Linked DNA regions of Homo sapiens: regions 2 and 3 are each linked to region 1. A link is a contact called in ENCODE Hi-C or POLR2A ChIA-PET data. All regions are on one chromosome and are shown on one strand. The core of a region is the stretch at or near the end of the contact, and the rest is flanking DNA. Distances in the headings are between cores, read along the strand shown. Region 1 holds the start of TOB1 (transducer of ERBB2, 1). Region 2 holds the start of PPP1R9B (protein phosphatase 1 regulatory subunit 9B). Region 3 holds the start of XYLT2 (xylosyltransferase 2).

Region 1 (4,788 bases), core at 759-3,258:
TAAACATAAAATAGAAAATCGTTTATTAAAGTTTAAAATGACACAGGAAAATGTAGATTTACAAATGAAATAATGCTTTTAAAAACCTGTTTCTGAATAGAGTTCTAAGAAGAAAAATCTCTAGAACATGCATTCTTCTCTCCTCAGTTCTCACAAGAATATTTATTGTACTCAGCATCCTCCCCCCACCCCCATATATATAGATGCCACTTTTAGGTAGTAATTTTTATTGTTATTCACCAACTTAGAAGTGAATCCATGTTTTAGTTTACTTTGGATATATACTGTTTAAATCTGCTCTGTCACTGACATTTAAAAATTTGGTTACGTTAGGAAGATCATTTTAATTTCCATAGTACATGATGCTAAAATTAAAGACACTGAGTACTAAATGAACTTCATCCTAGTAAATAATTATGAACCAAATTATTCTATATAGTTTCGGCCTTAAGTATACTAAGAGCATACAATATAATAAAATCCAGCTTCTCTGGGCCTTTTGTTTTCAATGTGTATTTTTCTAAATCTGAAAATACCTATTCGGCAGCAAGTATAACAAAAGCAAAGACACAAATTAAAACTATTGATTATTCTGTTTAAGGCCAGGGTTTCTGAGTTTTAGTCTGATTTTAAAAAACCTCCGTCTGTCCCTCTCTCCCTCCCTCCCTCTCACGGTAACAGCCGGAGAGGCAAGTATGGTAAGGTCGACCTTTAAACGTTTGCTGGATCAGCACTGGGTGGGGATAAGAAAAGATCAAGGGCAAACAGAAGATATTTGCGAAAGGGATCTATTTGCACACTGAAGTTGATTTAAAAGTACGTTTAAAAATCAAGTTGGTCTTAATTCGTCTGTTCTATTTTCCATATTCGTGGTGACAAAGGGAAAAAGAATCTCTGGCTGCCCCCAAACTACAAACACTTTCCAAGTCAAAAGCCTGAGTGCCGGCAGAGGCAGCTGATTAAGCCCAATTGCTTGAAGGTGCAGCCGAGCGAAATTCAGGCTCGGTGGAAGGTAGTTACAAAGCAACGCCTTAAGACAGGCAGGAGTGTGAAGAATTACATAAACAGCCAGTTAGATCTCATTAGATTTCTGCTCACAGCCCTCGGAGCCCAAGCGCTACAGCAGCAGCAACAGCAAGAGGAGGTGGAGGTGGAGGAGGAAGAGAGTACGAGCCTCCTCGGAGAAGGAGGAGGAAGGCCCGGGAAATGGAAGAGCAACCTCTCCCGGCTGGGCACCCAGCACCGAGCAGGTCGGGGCGCCGGGTCAGCCGCTCCCCTCCCCCGCCGTAACCCGACCCGCTGCTCCCCGCCCCGTGGCCCCCGCCCCGGGCTCCTGGGAGCCGGCCAGAGCCTGGGGGAGCACCGGTTCCTCGGCACCATTTTCAGCCTCGCGGCCACCGGCCCCTCGAACCCCAGCGTTCCACCGCGAGCTCGTCGCTCCTCCGGGCACCCCAACCCCCCAATTCCCGTCAGCTCGCCCCGGGCCGCCCGTCCCCGGCCAACTGCCCAGGACGAGCCCGACGCGCCGGCGGCCCCTCGGAGCCGCTCCCCTCGGGTCCTGGCGCTGCCCCCTCGGCGCCCAGGGCCGCGACCCCGCCGTCCCCGAGCTCCCGAGGGCCCAGGGCTCGACGCCGCTGCAGCCCCTCCTCCGCCGCCTGGGCCCGGGGCTCCCGTCTCCTCGCCGACCCCGCCCGGCGCCCCGAGATACTTACGGGCTGCTTCGGGGCGGCTTGGACCACAGACCCGCGGCTGGGCGGGGAGCAGCGCGGCAGGGCGGGGGCGCGGGAGGGTCGGGAGCGGCGAGCTCGCCGAGTGCAAGACGTTGCCGCTGCGGGGCTGAGGACAGAGGACAGAGGCCTCGGGCAGGCCTTGGGAGATCGCCGTTAGTGGCTCGGGGTGGCGGGCACGGGGGTCAGACGAGCGCGCTCACTTCTCCACACAGCCCGGTGCCCGGCCCAGCGTCCCCGTAGTGCGCCCGCTACACGCCGGGCCAGAGCTTCGCTCCTTCTGCCGCGGCGCGCGCCCCGCCTCTCGTTTTATGGCCTCCTCCCCGCCCCCATCCCCTCCGTCGGGGTGCGCGCGCCCGCTCCGCGTCACACAGCTCCGGCGGCGCAGCCATTCCCCGCGCTCCCCGCCCGGCACCCCGGTCCCCCGCCGGCCGGCTCCGCCCCTGCCCTGCCCCCCGACGCCATTGGCCAAGTCCCGCCTGCCCCTGTCCGGACGCGCGGCGGACGCAGGGGTGGGGAAGCCGCACCCTCCGGGCTCCAGGAGGGCCAATGAACCGACGATCGGAGCACTGGGGACGGAATGAAGAGAACGTCTGGAAAGGGACTGTGGGGGCAGACGTGCCAATGAGAGAGAAAGGGGTGGGGTAGGGCGGCTGACGCCCGGTTTAGGCGGAGAGCGCCGGGCAGAGGGGGAGGGGGACGAAGCTGGTGGCGAAGCGGCTCAGGAGAACCGGGGCTGGAGGAGCGGCAAGAGTACCCAGAAAGTGCCCTCTCCGCGGGGGTCTGCGGCCAAGGAGGATCCTGCTCGTGGAATAGCTACCAAATCGGCCTCCAGCCCACCCCAGGGGCGGGGTAGAGAAAGGGCAAACTGTGACCGGGACTTGTGCACCCGATTAATTGAATATTAATCACCCCAAGGCCTAGGCCAACCGCCACCCAGAGAGTGGCAGCTGCAGAACCCAAAGACGTGGAGCCGGGCTGGGGGTGGGGAAGGGAGGCCGCCACAGCTCCCGCCCCGCCGGCAGTTTAACTGCTTCCGCAGCCTCAGGCCTCCCGGTGCGACCCCGGCTGCGACTCGGATCCGTTTATTCCAAATGTCCCAGCCCACGCCGTGCCCAGAGTGTGGCGACACGAGGCCAAACTGCGTATGTATCTGTGTCCATGTCTACACACACACGCATGCGTGCATTTCTAGGGCTTGCTGGATCGCAGGTGCACAGAATAAACGCGGTGCCTGCTTGTAAAGCGCGTTTAAGATCATTCTTGGCTGAAATATGTGCGGGTACCTAGGGAGTGGGGTAAGAGAGGGACTCGTGGTGGGGGGCGGGTAAGTGCCTTTTTCACAACCTGCCCCAGAGAAATACACGAAATTACATCGGGAGTGGAATCGAGCGTCCCTCTCAGCTAAAAATATTACTCACAGGTAGCAACGACGCCTGATTGGCTGCGCTGGTCCCTTCGCAACGAGGCGATTGGCTGCCTGGTATCCAGGAGACCGACGTCAAACTCGGACTGGGAAAAGGGGAAAGTCTGGGGGGAGCGAAGGAGGGGACGGGGAGAAAGAAGCAATGAATGAAACGCCCATCGCCTGGCCTTCCCCTTTCCCCTTTCCCCTCTCCTCTCCATTCTTGGAGCACTTCCTGGAAAAACACCAGTTGGGGCGCCGCCTTCCCCTCCAAACGTTGGGGCCTGCACTCTCAACCTGCTATAAGGAAGTTAAACCGCAGCTCACCGAGGAGTAGGGTGTCTACGGGGCGGGCCCGTGTAGACCAGCTGTGCTCCTCGGGCACAAACCCGCCGTACATGCCAGGCCTAGAAGCTTTTGGCTTTGTGGACGCAAAATCTGGTTGGAGCCGCCTTCTCCACCCTGACTCTCCCGCCTCTCCTTTTTAGAAGGAACCGCACTGAGAAAGGGTATTTCTGAAGGCTCAATGCGTAGGAGAAGGGGTGGGAAGATGGGTTTGTGGAATGGGCTGAGGGTGGGGAGTGGTCAGGTGACTGATTTCATGTTTATTGTACAGATTCCTAAAACATAGTTTTACTAAGTGACTCCTTAAATTCTGATTAATGTGATTTTTTTTTTTTTTTGAGTGTTTGGGTTTTTTAGTTGCAAACAGGAGTGGAATTGAAATGTGAAAGTATGGCAAAACTGTGAAAGCATTTAAATTAAAATGTCCCTTCCTCTGCATTGAAATGTCATCAAAGCGTCAAATATAAATGATTTGTTCAGTTTTCTTTTTTTATTTGTTTGTTTTTGGTTTTCTGTAATGACAAGTCCATCTGTAATAAAAGTGAGTTATTTTTAGTTTTCTAATTAAGCACAGAAATTTCAAGAAACTAGACAGGATATCCTTGGAATGCCTTACCAAAAGAAACACTTCATTTTTCACGTGTTCTAGAAGCACAACTTCTTTTACCATTAGGCAAATAATGGTACTGTACCAAACATCTAGAACTGCGGGACCATGTGTCTTGATTAGTAATTTTATATTGGGGGGGCATATTAGGCATGGCTGAGACTAAAATGTCTAAAGATAGATGAATTGTAATTTTGTCAAACTTATCTGTACTTTTCAATAATTCTCTAAAGAGAAGGGACAAGTTCTCTTTTCTGAATGTCTTCAATCTGTAATTCCAGATTTGAAATATGAGAGCAGTCATCTGATAGGTACTGATTAAATATCAGTAGCATTAAAAGCATTTTTAAGTCAGAAATGTAGATGTCAAAAATTTATGAGTTATTGCTGCTTGGCCTAGGAGTGTAAGAAGATGTCTGACCAAATATAAACACACACACACACACCACACAAACAACACACACGGAGGCCCCATGGCATACTGGAAAAAGCAATGAAGGGTGGGTACTGGGAGGTCTGAGTTTCACACCAGTTTCAATAAACTTTTAGTTTTCTCACCTATAAAAAGGGTTGAATTAGATCATATCTAATGTCTCCTTCAATTAAAAAAAAATTCCACACTTGGCTGGGAGCAGTGGCTTACGCCTGTAATCCCAGCACTTTGGGAGGCTGAGGCAGGCAGATTACCTGAGCTCAGGAATTTG
Region 2 (4,788 bases), core at 1,375-3,874, 720 kb before region 1:
TGGGGCGGTGAGGAAGAACCCTGCAGGCTGAATGTGCTAGCCAAGAGTGGAGGGTGGTGGGAAGTGGGGGGAGGGGTGGCCTGGGGTTTTTGATTCCCCCCAGGGGATGTTCCCTCCCCATCAGGGCTGTTCTGAGGATCTCAAAGCTCTGGCACAACCCACAAACCAACCACCAATAGTGGCCGTGGGGATGAGACCCCCAAAAGGGGCAGCTCCCATCCCTCTTTCAGGGCTCCCAGAGAATGTGGCAAGAACACTTGGGGCCTGCCAAGGCCATGGGAGTCTGTCCTATTGAGCAGCCAAGAGTAAAGGCATGCCCACTACTGCCAGGCACCCAGGGGGATCCCAGCCCCACCTCCTCCTCCTCCATGCCTGCAGAAGGCCTCTCCCCATCAAGGACCACACAAAGTGCCCCTCCCTGTGCAAGGAGGACCGGGCAGCTGGCCTGCAGGGACCCCCAGGGAACACGGCGCCAGCCAGTCACATGGCCACAGACCAGCTCACCCTCACGATCTGCTTCCCTCTTTCACTTCTGCAAAGTTGGGGTGGGGGTACAAACAGAATAGAGGAAGGGCTGCCTGCGGTCCCCTGCAGCTTCGTTTTGAGAAGTTCCTGGCTTTCCCCTTTCTCACCTCATCCAGCTCCCATACAGGGGGAAAGCACCCCGGCCCCCTCTCTACCCAGTGAAGGGCAAATGTCTCTCCTGAAGACACACACACCCCTTCACACTACCCAACCCCAGCCTCTGGCAGCCTCTGGAGGAAGGAATGTCCGGGTGAGGAAGGGAAAGCAGGTGTCCCAGGACCCGCGTGGGGCAGGGCGGGTTCCGCGGAGCGGCGGGGCGGGGCAGCAGGCGGAGGAACCTGAGGGCAGGTCGGGGCAGGCCACCCCCCTCGCACACCTGAAAATCCCTCTCTGACAAACAGCTGGAACTCCCCCACGCCCCCCTGAGGGTGGGAACTTCTGGGAAGGGGGCTGGGTGGCAGGGGCTGACTCAGCCTGCCAAACCCGGCTGGCTGGCTGGCGAGCGGGGGCGGCCGCGTGCACGTGGCAGGGGCGGCGCGGGGGCAGGGCGGGGGGGCTCACTTACTTGGATGGGCGCCGTGCTGAAATGGATCTTCCGGCTCGGGGCTGGGTCCTCCTCCTCCGACAGCCCCGGGATCTCCACGCACCCCGACTCGGGCTCGTAGGGGGGCTCCCCATCCTCCTCGTCGTCTTCGTCGTCCTCCTCCAGGGCACTGCCCGCAGAGTCCTCCCCGAGCCCACTGTAGGCGCTCACGTCCACCAAGTCCGCCTCCGAGAAGTCCTCCTTCTTGGATTCATCTACCTCCTCAGGGGCCACGTCCGGGGCCCGGCCATTGCCCACCCCCCTCTCTGGCGGCGCTACCGCCGCCGCCTCCTTCTCCGGGGCCGCTTGGGCCTTTGGCTCCTCGGGCGCGGGGCTGGCTGCAGTTGCCACGGTGCTGCCATTCTCCAGGGCCGCGTGGACCGTAACCTCGGCCTGGATCACCTCCCCGGGCGCCGACTCGGCCTCCGACTCCCCGCTCTCCTCCACCTCCACCGGCTTAATCTTGCGCACCTCCCGGGGCTTGGGGGGCGGCCGGGCAGGGGCCACTCGGTGCTGCGGGGGCTGCTGCCCTGCGGGGCATCGCTCTTTCTCGGCCGGGGCATCCCCCGACGGGGCGGGCGGCGGCGGCGGCGGGGGCTGGAACACCCGGGACCGCTTGCTGACCAGCTTCGAGTTGACCTGGGGAACCCCTGCGGCCCTGGGGAGCCCGGGCCCGCGGTGGAGGCCGGTCCTCGAGTCGGCCTTCTCGAAGACGGCGCTGAGCTGGCTGACCGTGGGGGACACGGCGTCAGCGTCCAGCTTGTCCAGCGCCTCGGTGCTGCCGTTGAAGCGCACCACGACGTCCAGCTTCCGGTCCTGCAGGCCGGCGCGCTCCTGCCTCAGCAGCCGCCGCGCCGCGGCCTCCTTGTCGCCGCCTGCGGCCGCTGGGGCGCTCCGTTCGAACAGCTTCCGCGTCTCCTGCAGCCGGGACGGCGGGTGCGGCGGCGGCGCAGGCTGCGCGGAGGGCGCGGGCTTGGAGTCGAAGCGGCTCACGCGCTCCGACACGCTGGTGCCCAGCTTCAGCAGGGCGCTGTGGTCCACGTTCTCGTTCAGGCTGCTGGCCCGCGGCAGCGACAGGCGCACGCCGCGCTCGGACGCCCGTGGGGCCTCGGCCAGGCCCGCGCCGCCGCCCGCCTCGCCCGAGGGCCCCGCCGTCGTGCCCATCTGCAGGAACATACTTTTGATGCGGTGGACGTTGGAGCCATATTTCTTGTGGTGGGCCCCCTTGGGTGCCTCGTCGGGCCCGGGCGCGTCGGGCGGCTTCAGCGCCTGGATGCCCGCCTCGTAGGCGCTGCGGTGCGGGGAGGCGCTCCGGAGGGGACCCCCGGGCCCCCGTGGCTCCGTCTTCATCATGGTGGGGGGAGCCGGGTTCGCATGCCCCTGCTCCCCGCTCCCCCGCTTCAACAGGCGGCTGGCCAAGTCGGGACCACCGCCCCCTCCCCCCGATAAAAGAAACCCCGAAGGCCTTTTTTAGGGTCCCCCCAAAACCAAGCTGCCAAAAACAGTTAATCCCGCTTTAAAAAAAAAAATGAAAAAAAAAAAATCTCCAAGCGCCCTGTGTGTGGGTCGCCTCCCCCAATCAAGCTGCCGAAGACAGCCAGCCCCGCTTCAAAAGCCCGAGCGGCCTGGTACGGTCGCCCCCACCCAAATTAGCAAAGCGGCGTCTGGGGCCGGTGGGAGCGCGCGCCCTGCCCGCGAAGCAGCCGCGGTGTCGCCGGCTCACATCGTCCGAGACGGTGTCAGCGGGGCTGGCAGCCCGGGCGTCCCCCAGTCCGGCCGGAGGCCTCGGCTCTCGGGGGGCCCGGCACCCCAACGCCCATGGCTGCTCCGCCGGCCCGGGCCGCTCCGCCGCCGCGCCTCCCTCCCTCCCTCCCTCCCCCCCGTGCCCCGAGCCTCGGTCTTTCTCTGGCTTTGCCCGAGCGGCGGCTGCCGGAGACCGAGCGGCTGCCCTTCTCGCAGCCGCCGCTGGGGGACTGGCACCTCTGGGTCCTAAAGGGATCGGATTTCCGGGGCCGGAGCCTGTGAGCCCTCCCCTTCCCCTCCACCCGAACGGATCCCCTCCCCTCCCCAGCCCTCGCGGAGAGCCTTCCGCTGCCCCCGGACGTTGGCCAGCACTCTTCAACCTGCTTCCATCACAACTTCTGACTGCGGTCACAACCCACAGAACCGCACCTCCATGAAATATTGGGGGGAGGCAGTACATCCACGATGGTCTCAGTGTGAGGGGAGGGGGTTTGTAGGGAGGGGCAGAGGTTCATTCTTCAGTGTCCTCGGAGCTAGCTCTTCGGTGTGCTTCAAGCCTTTAGCATCAGAATCGCTGGGCACTTGGTAAAAATGCAGATTTCTGGGATCTCTCTCGAACCTTGTGAAGGAGAATCTCCGAGGCTGAACCCAGGAATCTGCATTTTAACACTTCACTACAGGCAATCTTTGGCCCCCTTGGAGGTGTGAAACCTTGGTCCAGCGCTGGTGACCTTTCGATGGTGGGGGAGGGGTGGTGAAGAAAGGAGGTGAACCCCGTCATCCAAGTAGCAGGGGATCACCAAAACTGCCGAAGTCTGGAAAGGATGTCCTGTCGCCTGTCTGCTGTGCACCCGTCTTCAGGCCCCTACCCTGGCACTCCTGCCTCTCAAACCGGAAGGAAGGGTTTGGGAGCAGGAATTCGAGAGGCCTGGGGCCAAAGTTTCGCCAGTGAGAGCTCTAACTTGGGTCTCTGATTTAAAGGATCCTGGCCACTGTGTTCCGGTTGGGGTGGGGGGGTGGGGAGGGTGACAGTGACTTACACATCCCCTGTCCTGGCAACCCAGAAAGCTGTTTGATGCCCTCTGCACCCCCCGCATACACAGCTAGGGTGCTGGCGCTGCCTGGGCCCTGGGTGTGAGAGTCCGCCCTCTGGACAGGTCCAGGTGAGCTGGTTCATTCCACACATCCCAGAAACTGGTGAACACAATGGGCCCTAGGACCCAGAGAACAACTCAGGCACAAAGCCTCCCCCCACTCCCAGCTGCTTCCTGCATCTCAGGCCTTTCTGCGGCCTCTGCCTCCTCCCCCGCCCTCTTCCCCTCCATCCTCTTCCTCCTTTTCCTAATCTCCCACTCTCTCCCCCCTGGCCTGGAAGGGCTGGCAAAGGGAGCCCTCCTACCACTCCACTGCAGGGGTGTGTGTGGGTTTTGTGGGATATTAACGCGTTACCATGTGCAAAAGAGCTTAGAGTACAGCGTGGGGGATGGGGTGTGGGGAAGCCGCCTGGGAACCCTGGATATTGGGATCGGGAGGGGCCAGGAACCGCAGGACTGATCCTGAGGCTGGTGCTAAGGAAGAGGGAAGATCTAGGTTGTGAGCTAGAGCCGGAAGTGAACCCAGACCTCACACTTTCCAAATGCCACCTGCATCTTTGCCCAGTTGCCCAGGAAACTTACCCCTCCCCAGTTTTGCACTTTGGGATGGTGCAGGGTGAAGAAGTCTGTCTCCTAACCCTTCTTAGAAGGCCTCTGTCAGGAGCAAGCTTTGGGACTTAGATTTCCAAACTCAAGATTGGGTCTTGAAAACCCCTCCCCACAGGCCCCCCAACCCCAATATAGAAGTCCGGAGAAGACAGAAACCTCACCCAGTTGGGGTTTGGAAGTTTGTACAATGTACTCAGAAGCTCTTGTGTGGATTGGAGGAGGGCGCAGGCCCCT
Region 3 (4,788 bases), core at 730-3,229, 520 kb before region 1:
CCTGTAGTCCCAGCTACTACTTGGGAGGCTGAGGCAGGAGAATGGCGTGAACCTGGGAGGCAGAGCATGCAGTGAGCCGAGATCGCGCCACTGCACTCCAGCCTGGGCAACAGAGCAGACTCCGTCTCAAAAAAAAAAAAAAAAAAAAGAGAGAAATGGGGGAAAGGAAAGGAAAGGATAGCCACTAAAATGTTAATGATGATCATCTTAAGGGGTGGGATTGTAGGTGACTTTTACTTTTTTTCTTATTCGTTTAGTGTTTAAATGTTATATAATGGATATTTATTACTTATATAATCAGTGAAAAATAAAGCTATTTTCATTGTTGTGGGGGGAATTCTTGGCAGGTAGAAGTCCCTAGAGGATCTGATTTAATGAGCACACAAGATCAATATTTAATTAACATATCAATTGCCGGGATGTCAACTGATGTTTTCCAAAATCATTGAAGTGTAGGCTCTCTTAAGTAGCCAAACTGTCGTCGGAAACATAGTTTACAATTCTCCCATTTAACAAACGCGGAGGAACAGAATGATTACAAATGCTAAAGCGCAGAAGACGATTAAAGGAGGTTATTTATGTACCATCAAATGCTTGTGTATCCTGTACACATCAGTTTAGAATTCTCTCATCAACCCAACCTTGTGGCAACTTCCAAACCCCTCCATCATGGCCTTCTAACTTTTCAAACTTTTTTTTTTGTAAGCCACTTCTCTTTCCAGACCTCTCTGTAGTGGTTCCTAACGTCTTCCCTTTAAACCTTCTAACTTGTGTTTGCTATTTTTATGACTTCCTCCTCCCAGTGCCTGGCTTCCCCAGCTGGGGATTCACCTTGCTTTGGTGGCCACTGTTTTGCTCTTCTCGCCTTCCCTCTCTCCATGGGCCTGCCAGGCTTAGGGAAGGCCGCAGGTGCTTAGACCTTGTCCAATGCGGTGCTCATTGAACACGCCGGGTTCTCAAACAAATGTTAGGGACAGCTGGTTAGACGGGAATCTGGGCCTCCCCTGCTTGCTTTCCGCAACATTTCTTGAGCATTGCTGGGTGTCCAAGGCAGGGCGAGATCCCAGAGCAGTCACGACCGGATGTATGATTGGTGCTCACTGCACAGTGCTGGGGACGCACAGGGAGGATGCCACTGATGGTGTAGGGGGTGGGGACTTGGCAGAGGGAGCAGCATGTGTCGAGGTCTACTGGTTCTCCAAGTTTGGTCCCAGAGCAAAGGCATCAGCATCACCTGGGAACCTGCTGAAAATTCTAATGCTTAGGCCTCACTACCGACCTACCAAAGCAGACACTCTGGGGGAGGGAGGAGGGGCACTAAAAATCTGTTTTATCAAGACCTCCAAGAGACTCCAACACACGCTAGAGTAGTTTGAGAACCACGACTCTGGGAGCGGCCTGAGGATGCTTAGGATGAGCGCAGAGCGGAAAGGAGGATTCGTGAAGGCTCTCTGATGCCAGTCAAGGGGTTAGACTTTGCCCCGCAGGTGCGGCCTCCAGGTTTTTAAGCAGACGCCTGTGGCTCTCACACGCCCTCTCCCAAGGCGGCGTCTCTGGGAGCCCTGGCGTTCCCTGGGCCCCCGGGACCGAGAGCTTACCCGCGTGGGACTGAACTCGCCCACGACCCCCGACACCAGGCAAGAGAGGTTGTGCCGCAGACCCTCCACTCCCCAGCACCAGGCGCTCGCCGTCCAGGTGGAGGGGAGCACACGTGGGAGCCAGGGGCACCGGCGGAGACACGAGCGCAGAAGGCACGCGCTCAAGCCCACGCCCGCGACTGCCGGGACTGAAGGTGTTGCGAGCCCCGGCTCCACCCCTAGCCTGCGGTGCGCCGTGCTTTGGCCCCGCAGGCCCCGCCCCCGGCCCCGCCCCGGCGCGCGCCCGGCCCGCCTCCCTAGGCGTGGAGGAGGGGGGGCGGCTCAGCCCCGCGCCCGTGCGCGCGCTCGCGGCCGGGTTGCAGGGCTGGGCGCGCGCCCCGCGTCCCGGGCAGGAAGATGGTGGCGAGCGCGCGAGTGCAGAAGCTGGTGCGGCGCTACAAGCTGGCGATTGCCACGGCGCTGGCCATCCTGCTGCTGCAGGGCCTGGTAGTGTGGAGCTTCAGCGGCCTGGAGGAGGACGAGGCGGGCGAGGTGCTCCGACGGCCGGGCGGGCGGGCAGGCCGGGCGCGGGGGCGCGCGGGGTCCTGGCGGGGCTGCGGGCGGCCCCAGCCGGGGAAGTGGGGCACGGGCCGCGTGCGTGCGTGCGGGGCGCCGGCGGTCGCCCAGAGCGGAGCATCCGGCCCCCGGCACTCCCTTCCCCAGCAGGCCTAGGGAGCTGCGCGCGGGGGCAGTGCGTGACCTGGAGACCCGGGCCCTGGTGGATTGGGAGTCGGGCGGGGGGAGCAGGTCATGCTAGGGTGGTCTCCGGCCAAGGGAGCGATGAAGGTCAGGCGCGGCGAGCGGGGCTGGGAGGCGGGGCTGGGCCCGAACCTGCTCGGAGGTGGGGAGCCCCAGGCCAAACTTTCTGAAGTTGGGAGGGGGCGGGGATATGCGCGCCGTGGGCGGAGGAGTAGGGCCAAGGGACTCAGGGCGTCCTTCCCCAGCTGAGCCCGAGGGGCAGCGGCCGGTGAGGAAGGGGAGCTCGGGGGTGGAATTCAGGCCTGGGACAAAGTGTGTACCCGGGAACTGAAGGAACAGGGAGTGACGCCGAAGGAGAGAACTGGAGTATTCCCGAGGTGTGGCTTCCTCAGCCGGGGGTTTGAAGAACCTGGATGGGTCTCCGGAGGGCAGGGAGAGGAGGAACTGAGCTGGTGAGTTGGCCTCAGGACCTTAGGGAATTAGGGAGGGGCCCTCTGGCTTTAAGGGAATGGGGACTGTAACAGAGCCCCAGCCGCAGAGCAGGGGCAACCAACAGCCGTCTCAGCCCCCAAGTCCCTGCCTCGAGGGTCTTTCTCCCTCTTCCCCGATGTGGTTTCAGCGGGAGGCTCAGACACCTCAGCGGTGTGGTGAGGAAGGGTCCATTGGGTCTGGGTTCGTGCTGCGGAGATGGAGAGGACAGGCCACACCACAGCCCTAAGCTGTGGCCCAGAGGTCAGGACCTCCCTGCCCCCAGCGCCCCTGTTCTGCTGCCTCCAGGGCTCCGGGTCAGAGACTCTATCTGCTGCTGTCCTCCGGCAAGCCCCGATACCCGCGACCCCTTACCGCATCTCGCCAGTCTGGAAGGCCTGGTGTGGAGACAGAAGAGCTGCCCTTGCCTTTTTTTGGGAGAACCCAGAGGGTGGGATGGTGATGGGGGCTGGAACAGAGTCACATGAGACCATAACTCCAAAAGGAGGTGGGGGCGGGGGTGGGGCTGGCTCCGTGACATCCGTGGGGTGTAGACCTACAAGTAGGACAAGCAAGTAGGAGAGTGTTTCAGGCCCAGTGTAAGAAGACTGTTTGGGCAGATGGGACATTCCAAGATGGAATGGGCTGCCAAAGCAGTTAGGGAGCCCTCTGACCCTGGAATATGTGACCACTCTGGGCTACCGCCCCCATCCCCCACCACCTCCTCCTCCAGCTTCCTGGCTGAATGAATAGGGGAATCCTGGGCTGGAATGTTTGAAAAAGCTTGTGCGGTCCAGGCACCCATTGCTGCTTGGACCCCCTCAGCTGCTCCCTCACCTGACTCTGGGGTTGCCAGGCAGCATAACGGGGTGCATGGGAAGGTGAGTGCTGAAGCTGGACCACCCACTTCACCACTCTCTTCCAGCTCTGACCCTGAGAAGACCACCAGCAAATCACTTTGCCTCCTCCCTTATCCTTATCAGTATCCCTCCTCAAGATGGGGATAATAATGGCACCTCCCGTGTTAGGTGATTATAAAGATTAAGTGAAAATGATGCCTGTGAAGCACTTGCAGGAGTTCCTGGCACATGCTCAGCTGTCAGTAAATAAATAACTCTTATTATCCCAGCACTGTGCATTGGGAATACGATTCATTCATTCATTCATTCATTCCACAAATAGGTGTGAAGTCCTACTTTGTACTAGACACTGTGCTAATACTGGGGATACAAAAATAAAATAGATGAGGTCTCTGCCCTCATGGACAGGTAATCTACAGAGAGAAACAGACAGCGAAAAGGAATTTAATAGAATTACAAAGGGGTTGGCTTAGATCAGGGGGTCAGGAAAGGCTTCTCACAGGAAGAGGTGGGCAGGAGAGTTCAGGCAGAAGGCCTGAGGAGAATGGGCTTAGCTGGGCACCCTTGAGGAATGGACAGGAGGGTGTGGTGCTTTCCCTGAAAGAAGGTTCCATTCTGTGCGGCTGAAAGGACCAGAGCAAGGGGCAAGGGTTTTATTCTAAGTGCAGTGGGAGAGCACTGAAGGGGTTTAAGCAGCACAGGATTCAGTGTGCATTTAAGACGTGCACTCTGCCCATCTATGGAGAGGCTGAGAGTGGATCCCAGGGATGGTCACGAACCTCCAGAGAGCCACTTTATAGTTTCCAAAGCTTCCACAAACACCATCTCACCACTTGTTTTAAATGCAGCCCGAGAAGTCAAAGGAGGTGGGGTATGGGGGGAGCATTTCTGTGTTCACCCTTTCTGTGACTCAGAGAAGGATTCTAAGGTGGAGCTACAGAGCCAGGAAGTGGCAGAGGATTTTAATCGCCTCCTTGGAGGAGAGGAAGGAGCCTCTGAGGCCAGAATGTATCCCAGCCAGAAGTCAGAGGACCATTCCCTACCCTCAGTCATCAGAAGGGCTCCTGACCTCAGGGGCTGCTGGGGGCAGCCTGTGAGGGGCACAAGGCTGGGGCTGTGATGAC

The links. A loop is a pair of places that touch in the nucleus more often than their neighbours do. ChIA-PET counts read pairs that join two places held with the same protein, here RNA polymerase II (POLR2A). Pooled maps may share reads with other maps.
Region 2: a loop to region 1 is called in a map of naive thymus-derived CD4-positive, alpha-beta T cell, with 8 times the contacts of the local background. The contact joins the promoter of PPP1R9B here to the promoter of TOB1 in region 1. A Hi-C loop is called at or near these places in 2 of 168 maps with a recorded cell type or tissue (gastrocnemius medialis and naive thymus-derived CD4-positive, alpha-beta T cell), 2 of 37 single-sample maps with no recorded cell type and 9 of 50 pooled maps. POLR2A ChIA-PET finds 5 or more read pairs at or near these places in 6 of 52 experiments (Caco-2, GM10248, H1 and 3 more).
Region 3: a map with no recorded cell type shows a loop between it and region 1 (9-fold over the local background). The contact joins the promoter of XYLT2 here to the promoter of TOB1 in region 1. A Hi-C loop is called at or near these places in 2 of 37 single-sample maps with no recorded cell type and 8 of 50 pooled maps. POLR2A ChIA-PET finds 5 or more read pairs at or near these places in 2 of 52 experiments (CD4-positive, alpha-beta T cell and activated naive CD4-positive, alpha-beta T cell).

The regions. Positions count from the first base shown.
Region 1 is chr17:50,864,346-50,869,133 of GRCh38, forward strand. It overlaps TOB1 (transducer of ERBB2, 1), which reads right to left and starts at 2,009. Exons shown (of 2, transcript NM_005749.4): 1 at 1,713-2,009. TOB1-AS1 (TOB1 antisense RNA 1) reads left to right here and starts at 2,334. Exons shown (of 2, transcript NR_038458.1): 1 at 2,334-2,872; 2 at 3,151-4,026. RefSeq lists an enhancer at 625-674 and silencers at 1,215-1,824, 1,835-2,344.
Region 2 is chr17:50,148,053-50,152,840 of GRCh38, forward strand. PPP1R9B (protein phosphatase 1 regulatory subunit 9B) reads right to left here and starts at 2,625. Exons shown (of 10, transcript NM_032595.5): 1 at 1,091-2,625. The coding sequence starts at 2,461. LOC124904025 (a long non-coding RNA gene) reads left to right here and starts at 683. Exons shown (of 3, transcript XR_007065841.1): 1 at 683-775. RefSeq lists enhancers at 207-276, 2,996-3,290 and silencers at 1,007-1,126, 1,977-2,086, 2,736-2,825, 2,896-2,985.
Region 3 is chr17:50,344,147-50,348,934 of GRCh38, forward strand. It overlaps XYLT2 (xylosyltransferase 2), which reads left to right and starts at 1,980. Exons shown (of 11, transcript NM_022167.4): 1 at 1,980-2,129. The coding sequence starts at 1,995. RefSeq lists silencers at 1,767-1,966, 2,027-2,126, 2,197-2,286, 3,102-3,396.